Linked DNA regions of Homo sapiens: regions 1 and 3 are each linked to region 2. A link is a contact called in ENCODE Hi-C or POLR2A ChIA-PET data. All regions are on one chromosome and are shown on one strand. Each heading gives the region's core, a stretch centred on a gene start or an enhancer-like site at or near the end of the contact. The rest is flanking DNA. Distances are from core to core; before and after follow the strand shown.

The links. A loop is a pair of places that touch in the nucleus more often than their neighbours do. ChIA-PET counts read pairs that join two places held with the same protein, here RNA polymerase II (POLR2A). Pooled maps may share reads with other maps.
Region 1: a loop to region 2 is called in a map of CD8-positive, alpha-beta T cell, with 5 times the contacts of the local background. The contact joins the promoter of HSF5 here to the promoter of SRSF1 in region 2. A Hi-C loop is called at or near these places in 1 of 168 maps with a recorded cell type or tissue (CD8-positive, alpha-beta T cell) and 5 of 50 pooled maps. POLR2A ChIA-PET finds 5 or more read pairs at or near these places in 3 of 52 experiments (CD4-positive, alpha-beta T cell, IMR-90 and Panc1).
Region 3: a pooled map shows a loop between it and region 2 (5-fold over the local background). The contact joins the promoter of RNF43 here to the promoter of SRSF1 in region 2. A Hi-C loop is called at or near these places in 7 of 50 pooled maps. POLR2A ChIA-PET finds 5 or more read pairs at or near these places in 4 of 52 experiments (CD4-positive, alpha-beta T cell, MCF 10A, OCI-LY7 and 1 more).

What each region holds. Positions count from the first base shown.
Region 1 is chr17:58,486,852-58,490,982 of GRCh38, reverse strand. HSF5 (heat shock transcription factor 5) reads left to right here and starts at 2,575. Exons shown (of 6, transcript NM_001080439.3): 1 at 2,575-3,258. The coding sequence starts at 2,709. It overlaps MTMR4 (myotubularin related protein 4), which reads left to right. Exons shown (of 18, transcript NM_001378067.1): 18 at 1-1,446. RefSeq lists silencers at 2,864-2,913, 3,174-3,293.
Region 2 is chr17:58,004,765-58,008,683 of GRCh38, reverse strand. SRSF1 (serine and arginine rich splicing factor 1) reads left to right here and starts at 1,438. Exons shown (of 4, transcript NM_006924.5): 1 at 1,438-1,740; 2 at 2,157-2,341; 3 at 2,711-2,883; 4 at 3,084-3,919. The coding sequence starts at 1,547. The coding sequence ends at 3,278. RefSeq lists enhancers at 1,087-1,136, 1,085-1,803, 1,927-1,976, 2,247-2,296, 2,628-3,827.
Region 3 is chr17:58,415,491-58,419,397 of GRCh38, reverse strand. RNF43 (ring finger protein 43) reads left to right here and starts at 1,864. Exons shown (of 10, transcript NM_017763.6): 1 at 1,864-2,381; 2 at 3,436-3,907. The coding sequence starts at 3,821.

The DNA of each region.
Region 1 (4,131 bases), core at 1,326-3,825, 480 kb before region 2:
CTGCTGATGTTCGGTCCTGGCAAACATTGAGTTATTTTGAGCTGTGAAGGCAGTCGTCTCTGTTACACAGTGGCAGCTCTTGAGTTATGCACTGTGAAGAATGAGAAGGGAAAAGCAAAAATTATCCTTGTGAAATATCTGCTGATTGTGCCCTACTCTTTGCACCTGACTTTTCCTAGTTGTCCTGGTGCTAACACAGGAGCTACACCTTGATCCTCTCCTGGCATGAAAATAAAACAAAGGTTTTCGTTGTTGTTGTTCCATTGCCCATTTCCCCCATGTTGTCTTTCCCTTGGCTGATGCCTCCTCTGGGTCACATTGCTTCTTATCCTGAACACTTGACACCTTGAGGGTAGAATTTAGCGTTTGGTTTTTACCTCCTAGCATATGCTGTTTGGTATGTGAGGGTTTCAGTACAAATGCTGCTGTCTATTTCTGTGCACTTAACAATGGAACCCAAACAGAAGAGAATAAAGCCTTGATACCAAAATTGGGAAAGAACATGTGTCCATTTGGACCAAACGTTGTTGGTTTTTAAAAAATTTTATTTTGTTTTTTTGTTTTTGTTTTTGTTTTTTTTCATCTTAATATGTACCAGTGGCACTTAACCAAAAGATACAGTGATATAGCCATGTACTGTGGGTGGGACAGATACAGTCTCCTTGGCCTATAATGAAACCACTAGGACTTTATACAGTTTTCCTTAATTTGTTGACATATAAATGGTAAATTATATTTAGGCTTATCCTGTTTTGAAATGATGGTAGTCATCTTTCTTACTGCTACTTTCATGTTGCTTTCTAGAAAACAGCATTTCATTCCAAAATAACTAGGATCTGCATTTAGAACAAGAATCATTATTTGTCCTGACCTTTTCAGTCCTACAGAGACGCATCTGTGGTTCTTTTGTACTTGCCATAGATGTAACCTAAAAAGTTTTGGCATATTTAGGTCAGCCTAGCGGAACTTTTTTTTTCATTTAAATGGAGCTGAATAATGGAGATTTTGTGTCTGCAAAATTCCTGAGATCATTGAAAAAGTAACAAGCTGTTCCTTGTTTCTGATACATAAAATTATTTTAAGCATTTTATCAATCATTAAAATTTACTGCCAGTTGTGAGTGGCTTTTTAATTAACTTGTCTTTCATTGCACTTCACTCTGCCTGTTTTCAAGGGGAGTAAGATTGGTAACATTTGGGGAGACTGTATCTGTCTACTTAGCGTGGCTGTTTTGAGGGACTGTCCCATCAGTGAACAAACTGCATGGCCTTGGAGAGAGACTCTGGGCTCTTGGCTCAGATGTGTTCATCAAATACTCCTTTCAGAGCTGTTGTGGGTGTAAGTGACATGATGTGGCCAAAAATCCAAACTGTGCAGTTGCGTTGTGACAAACATGCAATGTGCTGTAAAAATTCAATACAGTTTAAATAAAATCTCTATATTAGTGCTGCTTTGTTGGGTCGTTTTATTTTCATTTCTAAAAAAACTTAATATTCACTTATTCTTTGACCATGAGAAGAGTAGAACATTGTACCCCTTTCTCCCAGCAATTTCCAATTTATTTATTTTGAGATGGAGTCTCCCTCTGTTCCCCAGGCTGGAGTGCAGTGGTGCGATCTCGGCTCACTGCAACCTCCGCCTTCTGGGTTCAAGCGATTCTCCTGCCTCAGCCTCCTGAACAGTTGGGACTACAGGTATGCTACCACGCTGGCTAATTTTTGTATTTTTAGTAGAGACAGGGTTTGACCATGTTGGCCAGGCTGGTCTCGAACTCCTGGGTTCAAGCAGTCCACCCAGCTCGGCCTCCCGAAGTGTTAGGATTACAGACATGAGCCACTGCGCCCGGCCAATTTCCGTTTTCAAATGAACCTCTCTTTTTGAATCAGCACAGCTCTTGTTACATTCTTATTTATTGATTGGCTAGGGATCGATTCTTATGGATACCGTAGAATTCTGTCCCATCTTTATTTCTCTTTAATGTCTAAAATGCCACCAGCTAGTTGGGCAGGCACACAAGATAGTACTTAGATTCTTGTGATTCCCTCCTCCTAGGGACCTCAGTTTTCATCTAACCTTGAGTAAATTGTCTTGAACAAATACTGACTTAAAAGAGTGTATCTTAAAAGATACAAAGGGCTACTATCTAAAAGGTGAGTTCGTTTACTCAAGATATTATACCTCCAGTAGCATCATTTTTGTTTGAGAGGTAAGCAGTTCCACTGTTAGCAAAGATTACAGACCAGACCCTTTGGTCCCCAGAACGACCAACTCTGCTGCCTAACGCACACTTTCTCTGCATTCCAAGTCTCCACTAGTTGGCTGGGCCGAAACACACGCCTCTTGGTATTCCACGGTGGATAACTGGGCTTCTCTCTTGTCAGGACTTAGAACACCCCGGCAGACAGCCTTCCCGGCCTGAAGTCTGGGAACGCCTGGGGAAGGGGCTCCTGCCCGGGTCCCGCAGGCGTCCGGCGGGCCGAGCTGGGGCACGCGGCCGCCGAGGGGGAGGTGCCCACGCCGCGTGGCGGGAACTCGAGGCCCCATTGGCCGCGCTGGGAGGCGCCGCGGGGCCTCGTGCGCCAACGGTCCCTGGTACGCGGCGGATGGGCGCCGGCAGGAGCGGGCAGGGCGAGGCGAAGGCCGGGGAGGGATCGAGAACGGTGTGGGAGAGCTAGGCTCGGGGGGCGAGGCCCCGGCCCGGCGGGGCGATGGAGGCGCTGCTCTCCACCCCCATCAACCCCAACAACTTCCCCGCCAAGCTGTGGCGCCTGGTGAACAGCCCGCGCTACCGCTCCATCCGCTGGGACGGCCGCGGCGAGGGGCTGCTTATCGATCAGCCGCTCTTCGAGGCCGAGCTGCTCAGCCCGCCCGGGCCGGGGGGCGGTGGCGGGACTGCGGGGGCCGGGGCCGAGCCCGAGCTCTTCAAAACCACCAGCTTCACCAGCTTCATCCGCCAGCTCAACCTCTACGGCTTCCGCAAGGTGGTGCTGGGCGGGCCGGGGGGCGGCAAACCGGCAGGCAATGGGCCGCTCCATCACTTCCACAACCCGCACTTCCGCCGCGACCAGCCACAGCTGCTCGTGCACCTCAAGCGCCTCACCAGCGCCAACAAGGCCAAGCTGGCGGCCGGCCTGGAGGTGCCCTGCCGCCCGCCCAACCGCTTCCAGCGGCTGCTCATCACCTCGGCCTCCGCCGCCACCGCGCCACTGCAGCACCAGCAGCCGCCGCCGCCCGCGGGGCCCCGGCCCGAGCCGCACGGTGAGTCCGGACTGCCCGTGCCCTCGCCCACAGTGGGCACATGGGCGGCGGGGAGCAACCGCCGCTGGAGGGCGCATTTTCGCACGTCCTCACGCTATGGGCGTCGGAAAGGCGCCGGGGACCCATTGGCCGCTGTGCTTCCCGAGACTGGCGGTCCCGCCACCGCCGCCGTTCTCAGCGGCACCAGCACGGTGGCCACCGGCCCTCCCCTGGAGGGTCCGTAAGCATTCGGCCCCTTCTGAGCCCACTGGCAGCAAAAGGGACCTCCGCCTCTTAGGCTCCCTTCTACTCGTCCCCGGTTTGAACCCCAGGAGTTTACCTGGTTGTAAGCCTCCGTTTACCTTCCTGAGACCCACACTGTCCACTGTAAACATGTGGACTCAGTAGTCCTTCGTTGAAACATTGGGTCTGGAAGAAACAAAAGGGGCTCCTTTGCTCCCGTGGGAAGCAGAGTGGAGTCACCCTACGGGTTAAGGCGGGATGGAACAAAATCGTAGTCAAGAGAATTTAGAACATTACGGTTGGGCGTGGTGGCTCACGCCTGTAATCCCAGCACTTTGGGAGGCCGAGGCGGGTGCATCACGAGGTTAGGAGTTTGAGACCGGCCTAACCAACAGGGTGAAACCTCGTCTCTACTAAAAATACAAAAATTAGCCAGGCATGGTGGTGCACGCCTGTAATCCCAGCTACTTAGGAGACTGAGGCAGGAGAATCGCTTGAACCCAGGAGGCAGAGGTTGCAGTAAGCCGAGATAGTGCCACTGCACTCCAGTCTGAGCAACAGAGCGAGACTCGGTCTCAAAAAAAAAAAAAAAAAAAAAAAGAGAGAACTTAGAACATTACAATAGCAGGCAAGGGAAAGTTTTGGAAAAGG
Region 2 (3,919 bases), core at 189-2,688:
TTTTTGGAGGAGTCTCACTCTGTAGCCCAGGCTGCAGTGCAATGGCGCCATCTCAGCTCACTGCAACCTCCGCCTCCAGGGTTCTAGCGATTCTCCTGCCTCAGCCTCCCGCGTAGAGTGGATTACAGGCGCCTGCCACCAAGCCCGGCTAATTTTTTGTTTTTTCAGTAGAGACGGGATTTCACCATGTTGGCCAGGCTGGTCTCGAATTCCTGACCTCAAGTGATCCAACCGCCTCGGCCTCCCAAAGTGCTGGCGTGAGCCACCGCGCCCAGCCTGATTTGAATTTTAATTCATTAGCGACGTTTAAAAATCCCAGGATTTCACATAAAAATCCAGATTTCAGACGTCGAAAAAAAATGTAAAATGTTATCTCCCAATGCCGCAGGCAAACAGGATCACAGTCCTGAATAGCAACCGCGGTATCTAGTGGTTACGGTTCTCACATCCATTTTGCTCCATTTTATTACCTGAGAGGACCGGTATTTTCAAAACCTGGTGTATCAGTAACTTTTAGGGAAAACTTTTGAAAAAAGGACTGCACACACGCACCCTTTCTTCCTTCTCGTTCTTTGAAAGGAAACAACAGAAACGATTCATTCTGCAGGCATTCTGCGCTAGTCCCACGGACAGGCGACTAACAAGAGATAAAAAGGTGTGGGTCCCATAGGCGGTACGGTGTTACCCCTTCTGGTTGGCGGGTACCACGTTGCCGGTCGGGATACGGACCCACTGCGACTAGCACTAGGAGTGCTGACCCGAGCTATGCAAAGTTCTGACGAGAAGGCGGAACGGTACTTAATGAAGAGGATTAAGGAATCTAAATCGGTTTCGCTAAATTAGACACATCTGTCTAAGCAGCCACGGTCTATTCGCAGCAGGGGCGGGAAGACAAACCAACGCCCCAGCTCTCCGTTCAATCACCCGCAACTCAGCTCTGGATTAGACGCACCCTACGAAGATACCCGGGTTTCCGGAGCAACCGCCCGGGCCGTCCCCCTTTGGCCCCGCCTCCGAGACTCTTTCCCGCCAAAGGCCGTTATCGCCGCAGAGCATGGTGGGACAACGCTTTAGGCTAGGTTTCACCAAGTGCTTTGAAGGCGCCGAGTTGCTTTCAAAGATCCTCATTCCTGGAGAAATCGACCATCCTTCAAGACCCGACCTGGATGACTAGCTCCTTTAACGAAAGTTCGTTATTTAACTTTTACCAAACGGCTGGTCACTCTGTTCGCAAACCACCCCAAGCTGGGAACGCGGGGGACTTTTTTACCCCCTTCGTGGGGAGGGTGACGTCGCGCGTGCGTGCGCGTGCGCTGAACGTAGCCCTCGCAGCACCCGTTGCGCTCCCGCGCGTGCGTGTTGGGATCGAATCGCTGTTTCCTTCCGCTTCTCTTCCTCTGTCTCCCCCCCATATCCGTGCGCCGAGCTGATAAAGGCGCCATTTTGGAGGGGCCGCGGGAGACGTGGTGCCGCTGCGGGCTCGCTCTGCCGTGCGCTAGGCTTGGTGGGAAGGCCTGTTCTCGAGTCCGCGCTTTTCGTCACCGCCATGTCGGGAGGTGGTGTGATTCGTGGCCCCGCAGGGAACAACGATTGCCGCATCTACGTGGGTAACTTACCTCCAGACATCCGAACCAAGGACATTGAGGACGTGTTCTACAAATACGGCGCTATCCGCGACATCGACCTCAAGAATCGCCGCGGGGGACCGCCCTTCGCCTTCGTTGAGTTCGAGGACCCGCGGTGAGGCGGCATGGGGCTTGCAGCCTTGAGGAAATAGGTCCGAGTAGTTGGGGAAGGCTCCAAGGCCTTAACATAGAGAACGGGGAAGCGGGGGCTCTTAGAGAGGTTGGGGCGAGACTGTATCGCCCATGCAGGAGTCGAGTAAGGAGCTGAGTTGATGTGGCTTCTCTGGCGCCTCGCCTTGGACGTCCCCGGAGCCCATTCGCAGGCTGGAGCGGGAAACTGAGGCGCTGAGGGCTGGTGTAGTGGTTGGGAGCCTGGCGTGTTTCTGGGTGGGGGAGGGGCCATTCCTATTATGCGGCGCATGTGGGCTCTTCCACGTTGGGTGCGCATGTGCGGGGGGTTTGCTGGTTCCCAACTGAGCGAGCTTCTCCTCCTGGTGTTTCTCATCCCTTTTACTTTCTGCGATCCCGCAGAGACGCGGAAGACGCGGTGTATGGTCGCGACGGCTATGATTACGATGGGTACCGTCTGCGGGTGGAGTTTCCTCGAAGCGGCCGTGGAACAGGCCGAGGCGGCGGCGGGGGTGGAGGTGGCGGAGCTCCCCGAGGTCGCTATGGCCCCCCATCCAGGCGGTCTGAAAACAGAGTGGTTGTCTCTGGTGAGTGTACTGGTTGTGTGGATTGATGTGAAGGGACGAAAACTACCTAAAATTTTTCTCTTGCGTGACAGGTTTAATAATTGCAAATTTTTCATGCTAGGTCTTAAATTGCTTTAGTTTTTGGGTGAATTTAATAAACGAGGATTGCTGCTGTGGTGATTTACCAAATTAGGTTGCGGTACTAGATACGAAGATCGTTACAAATAATTTTGGACTCTGGATTCCAGAATCTTACCAGCTCTCTTTACCTGGTATCACTTAAGTACACCTATTAAGTACTTTAAAGTACTCTTTGTCCTAATGTACCTTACCAGCTTAACGTGAAATTTAAGATAATTGGTACTAAGAAAAAAAAAATCACTTTTTCAGGACTGCCTCCAAGTGGAAGTTGGCAGGATTTAAAGGATCACATGCGTGAAGCAGGTGATGTATGTTATGCTGATGTTTACCGAGATGGCACTGGTGTCGTGGAGTTTGTACGGAAAGAAGATATGACCTATGCAGTTCGAAAACTGGATAACACTAAGTTTAGATCTCATGAGGTAGGTTATACACGTATTCTTTTCTTTGACCAGAATTGGATACAGTGGTCTTAACAGTGGAATTTCAAGGTAAGGATTCAGGCAAGGTTGTCCAAGTAAATTGCCAGATTTCTGGTTTTAGTTACATTGTATTCATTCAGCATGTCTGAAGATAGATGAAAGCTTAGATCTTTCAATGGAAAGTTCTGTCTATCCAATAGGGAGAAACTGCCTACATCCGGGTTAAAGTTGATGGGCCCAGAAGTCCAAGTTATGGAAGATCTCGATCTCGAAGCCGTAGTCGTAGCAGAAGCCGTAGCAGAAGCAACAGCAGGAGTCGCAGTTACTCCCCAAGGAGAAGCAGAGGATCACCACGCTATTCTCCCCGTCATAGCAGATCTCGCTCTCGTACATAAGATGATTGGTGACACTTTTTGTAGAACCCATGTTGTATACAGTTTTCCTTTATTCAGTACAATCTTTTCATTTTTTAATTCAAACTGTTTTGTTCAGAATGGGCTAAAGTGTTGAATTGCATTCTTGTAATATCCCCTTGCTCCTAACATCTACATTCCCTTCGTGTCTTTGATAAATTGTATTTTAAGTGATGTCATAGACAGGATTGTTTAAATTTAGTTAACTCCATACTCTTCAGACTGTGATATTGTGTAAATGTCTATCTGCCCTGGTTTGTGTGAACTGGGATGTTGGGGGTGTTTGTGGTTATCTTACCTGGGGAAGTTCTTATGTTTATCTTGCTTTTCATGTGTCTTTCTGTAGACATATCTGAAGAGATGGATTAAGAATGCTTTGGATTAAGGATTGTGGAGCACATTTCAATCATTTTAGGATTGTCAAAAGGAGGATTGAGGAGGATCAGATCAATAATGGAGGCAATGGTATGACTCCAAGTGCTATTGTCACAGATGAAATTGGCAGTATTGACCTTATACTAAAAGGCAGGGGTTAAAAATGATTATATACATTTTCCTTAAAACACTTGCAAACATTTTATTCAGTTGTCTTTAGCTACAATTGCTTTGCTTTTTAAACCTTG
Region 3 (3,907 bases), core at 615-3,114, 410 kb before region 2:
ATCCACCCACCTTGGTCAACCAAAGTGCTGGGATTATAGGCGTGAGTCACCACGCCTGGCCCAACAAAAATTTTTTTTAAATTTGCAGGGTGTTGGCCAGGCGCAGTGGCTCACGCCTGTAATCCCAGCACTTTGGGAGACCGAGGCGGGTGGATCACAAGGTCAGGAGATGGAGACCATCCTGGCTAACACGGTGAAACCCCGTCTCTACTAAAAATACAAAAAATTAGCTGGGCGTGGTGGCGGGCGCCTGTAATCCCAGCTACTCGGGAGGCTGAGGCAGGAGAATGGCATGAACCGGGAGGCGGAGCTTGCAGTGAGCCGAGATAGCGCCACTGCACTCCAGCCTGGGCAACAGAGCGGGACTCCGTCTCAAAAAAAAAAAAAAAAAAATTTGCAGGGTGTGGTGGGACGCACCTGTGATCCCAGCTACTCTGGAGGCTGAGGTGGGAGGCCATGAAGGTCAAGGCTGCAGTGAGCCATGATGGCACAACTGTGCTCCAGCGTGGGTAACACAAGACCCTGTCTCAAACAACAAAAATAAACAAAAAATTTATTTTCGAATTTGTCTTTGATCTAGGTTAGTTATTAGATCTGAAATTCTGAAACTACTGTCATAAACCTTATCTACAGGGGAAACAATGTTGAAGGTCAATAGGCTACTCATCCTTTTTGCTTTCAGAGGCATTATGTCATTTAATCTTTACAACAGACCTATCGTAATTATTATCATCAGCATTTTACAGATGATCAGAGATTCGTTTTTACATGAGGTAAGAAACACATAAAATTTACTATCATAACCATTTTTAAGTGTACAGTTCACTAGATTTAACTATATCCACATTGTTGTTCATTTGTATAATTTTGAAAGTTTATGGCAGCGGTTCAGAAATAAAATGTCTCACCACAGTCAAATATAATCTGGTAATTTGAAACTTCAAATGTTATAAATGTATTAGAAACTGTTGTATTATTTCTAATGGCAGGGTAGTAATAAGGATTATAGTTCATGAATGTGGTAATTAGCCAGAAATTCATTTTCTTTTTGCCTATGTTCTTCTCATTAATCATATTTTACCCTTTGGCTTGTATTTATGACATGGACTTATTTGGAGTCTTACATTGAAGGCATAGGTCTGATCCATAGTATTATTTCACCTCCCAAAGATTGAAAAGAAAATAACAGTTGGATTCCAGACATCTGACATCAACCTGATTTGAAAGTTCCATATAGGCACAGTTTAGACAGAGCTACTGAATTTAAATTAGTAAGAGCTGAAGAAAAGCTAAGCATAAAATGGACAGAGCCCTTCCCAGGGTAGCAGACATAAGCAGCAATAAATCAGTAAGTACTAAAACACAGGATCACTTTATTCTGGCTTTCTGCCATTTATAGACACTCAAACTTGGAATGAGCAGAAATCCTTTTGAACTTATATTTGCAAAACCTTGTGTCCATTCTTTTATCTTCCGGATTACCTTTATTTTTTTCTGTTTATTTCCTCATACCATCATCTATGCTCTGTTGGGTGCAGAGTCTGCTTAGATATCTTTGAGTGGCCCTGATTTGCATGTGGTAGCTTGCTTACCCAGAGAAAGGTACTCGGGATCGAATTGGATGCAGTTTAGCTGTGGCTCAGTAGAGGGAGTAGAGGAGCTGAGGGAGGGGGGAGAGCGAAAGAACGGGTCTGGTTAAGTAAGTGTTGTGTGTGAGCACCAGGAGGAGGGGGGCAGGGTGGGGAGTGGTTGCCTCTAGCAGCTCCACCCTCACTTTGTCAGCAGGTAGAGAGCGTGATTGCAGTCCCAGGGGAGGGAGTCAGAGCTAGAACACCAATTACAAACCACAGGCTTCCTGCTCTAGGGAGTTGATCCAGAATTGTCTTTCTGAAAGGAAGCACTCGGAATCCTTCCGAACTTTCCAAGTCCATCCATGATTCAGAGATACTGCCTTCTCTCTCTCTGGGATTTTATGTGTTTCTGATAGTGAATTGTTGATGTATTTGCTACTTTGCTTCTTTTCTCTTTCAAGACTTGATCATTTTATATGCTGTTTGGAGAAAAAAAGAACTTTTGTTAGCAAGGAGGTTTCAGAAATGATTTTGGATTTTCTGTAAGTGTTTAATTTAGTTCTAGGGGACAGCATCTCTCATCCCGGAGTAAATTTCTGCCTTTGACCTGCATGGATTATTTTTTCAGGCTGCGGAATTTCTCGGCACCTACCTGTAGTATGGGGCACTTGGTTTGGTTGCAGAGTAAGAAGGTGGAAGAATGAGCTGTACTTGGTTAAGCAGTTGAAACCTTTTTTGAGCAGGATCTGTAAAAGCATAATTGAATTTGTTTCACCCCCGTGGATTCCAGTGGGCCCGACAGCGCAACAGGTTTGCAGATTTCTTTTGAAATTCCTTTTTCCCCCCTCCCTCTGCCTCAGCAAAAGAAAAGAATCCATATAACAGGTTCATGTTCAATTGCTTGGCTTTTCAGCACTTATTCTGAAGACTTTATAATATTTTTAAACTTGACCTTGGAACACAGAGGGCTTTGTGGGTGAGGTGTATTTATATTTACTTAAGGGTGCACATTTTAAAAATCTTATTCTGTGTTTGTACAAAGACGCAAATTTTCATAGTGCCTAGAAATAGCACAGATCTATTCTACTCAAGATTATTTGTATTTTTTCAGGGTATTCTACCTAGAGCCTGTGGTTAATCGCCTCCCTGCTCCCCCTACCTTTTATTCCCTACCCCCTCAGGGAATTTGGATACATGTGAGGAATAGTCCTTTGTTTTTCTTATGAACCTAGAAAATTACAGATCATAAAATCTGGATATTAAAGTAGTTTCCAAAAGCATCTCATGGGAAATCAAAGTGCTCGGCATTTCCGAGCTGGAGAATAAAATCAAGAATCCTTAAGAGAGAAAAGAAAATGGAGATGGAAATATGAATTTTAACTGGGAAAAATAATTGGAAAGCTAACCTTTTCAAATACTCTAATTATGAAAGTTGGAAAAGGTTGTGATGCTCAGGATTATCCTGTAATGTGTGAAGATACATAAATTAGCACCTAATTTATAGGCAAATTTTGGTAAAACACAAAAAATTATGGTATGTCTAAGTTCATGAAAAGTATGTAAATGCAGTGGGCCTAGAAACCTGGCCACACTGAAATACAGTTTAATGTGGAAACTTTTCTAAATACATATTGTAGCATCTTTGGACATCAACGTGTGGCCTGAAATTTTTATTATTGTTCCCTCTTCTCCTCCATTAAAAAAAAAATCTCCTTGTGGTATTTAGTCATTTACCATTAACACATATTATGGCTTAAAAAGGGCCATCCCTTCCTTTTCTGAGCTGGAGTTCTTCACGCTCACCTTTGATGCATGGCCTTAGCTGTTTACTTTGCCTTGTTTTGTTCATGAACATTGGGTTTAGTGCCTGGCAACTTGATGCATATGGAAGAGCAATGCCAAGTGATCTGACATAATACAAATTCACGAAGTGACATTCAATCACAAGCAAAGTTGGAAATTCCAAAGAGAAGTGGTGAGATCTTTACTAGTCACAGTGAAGATGGGAGAAAATGACATACCTGCAGCAGATGTGGGCTGAAAATATCCTCTTCTCTGCCCAATCAGGAATGCTACCTGTTTTTGGGAATAAACTTTAGAGAAAGGAAGGGCCAAAACTACGACTTGGCTTTCTGAAACGGAAGCATAAATGTTCTTTTCCTCCATTTGTCTGGATCTGAGAACCTGCATTTGGTATTAGCTAGTGGAAGCAGTATGTATGGTTGAAGTGCATTGCTGCAGCTGGTAGCATGAGTGGTGGCCACCAGCTGCAGCTGGCTGCCCTCTGGCCCTGGCTGCTGATGGCTACCCTGCAGGCAGGCTTTGGACGCACAGGA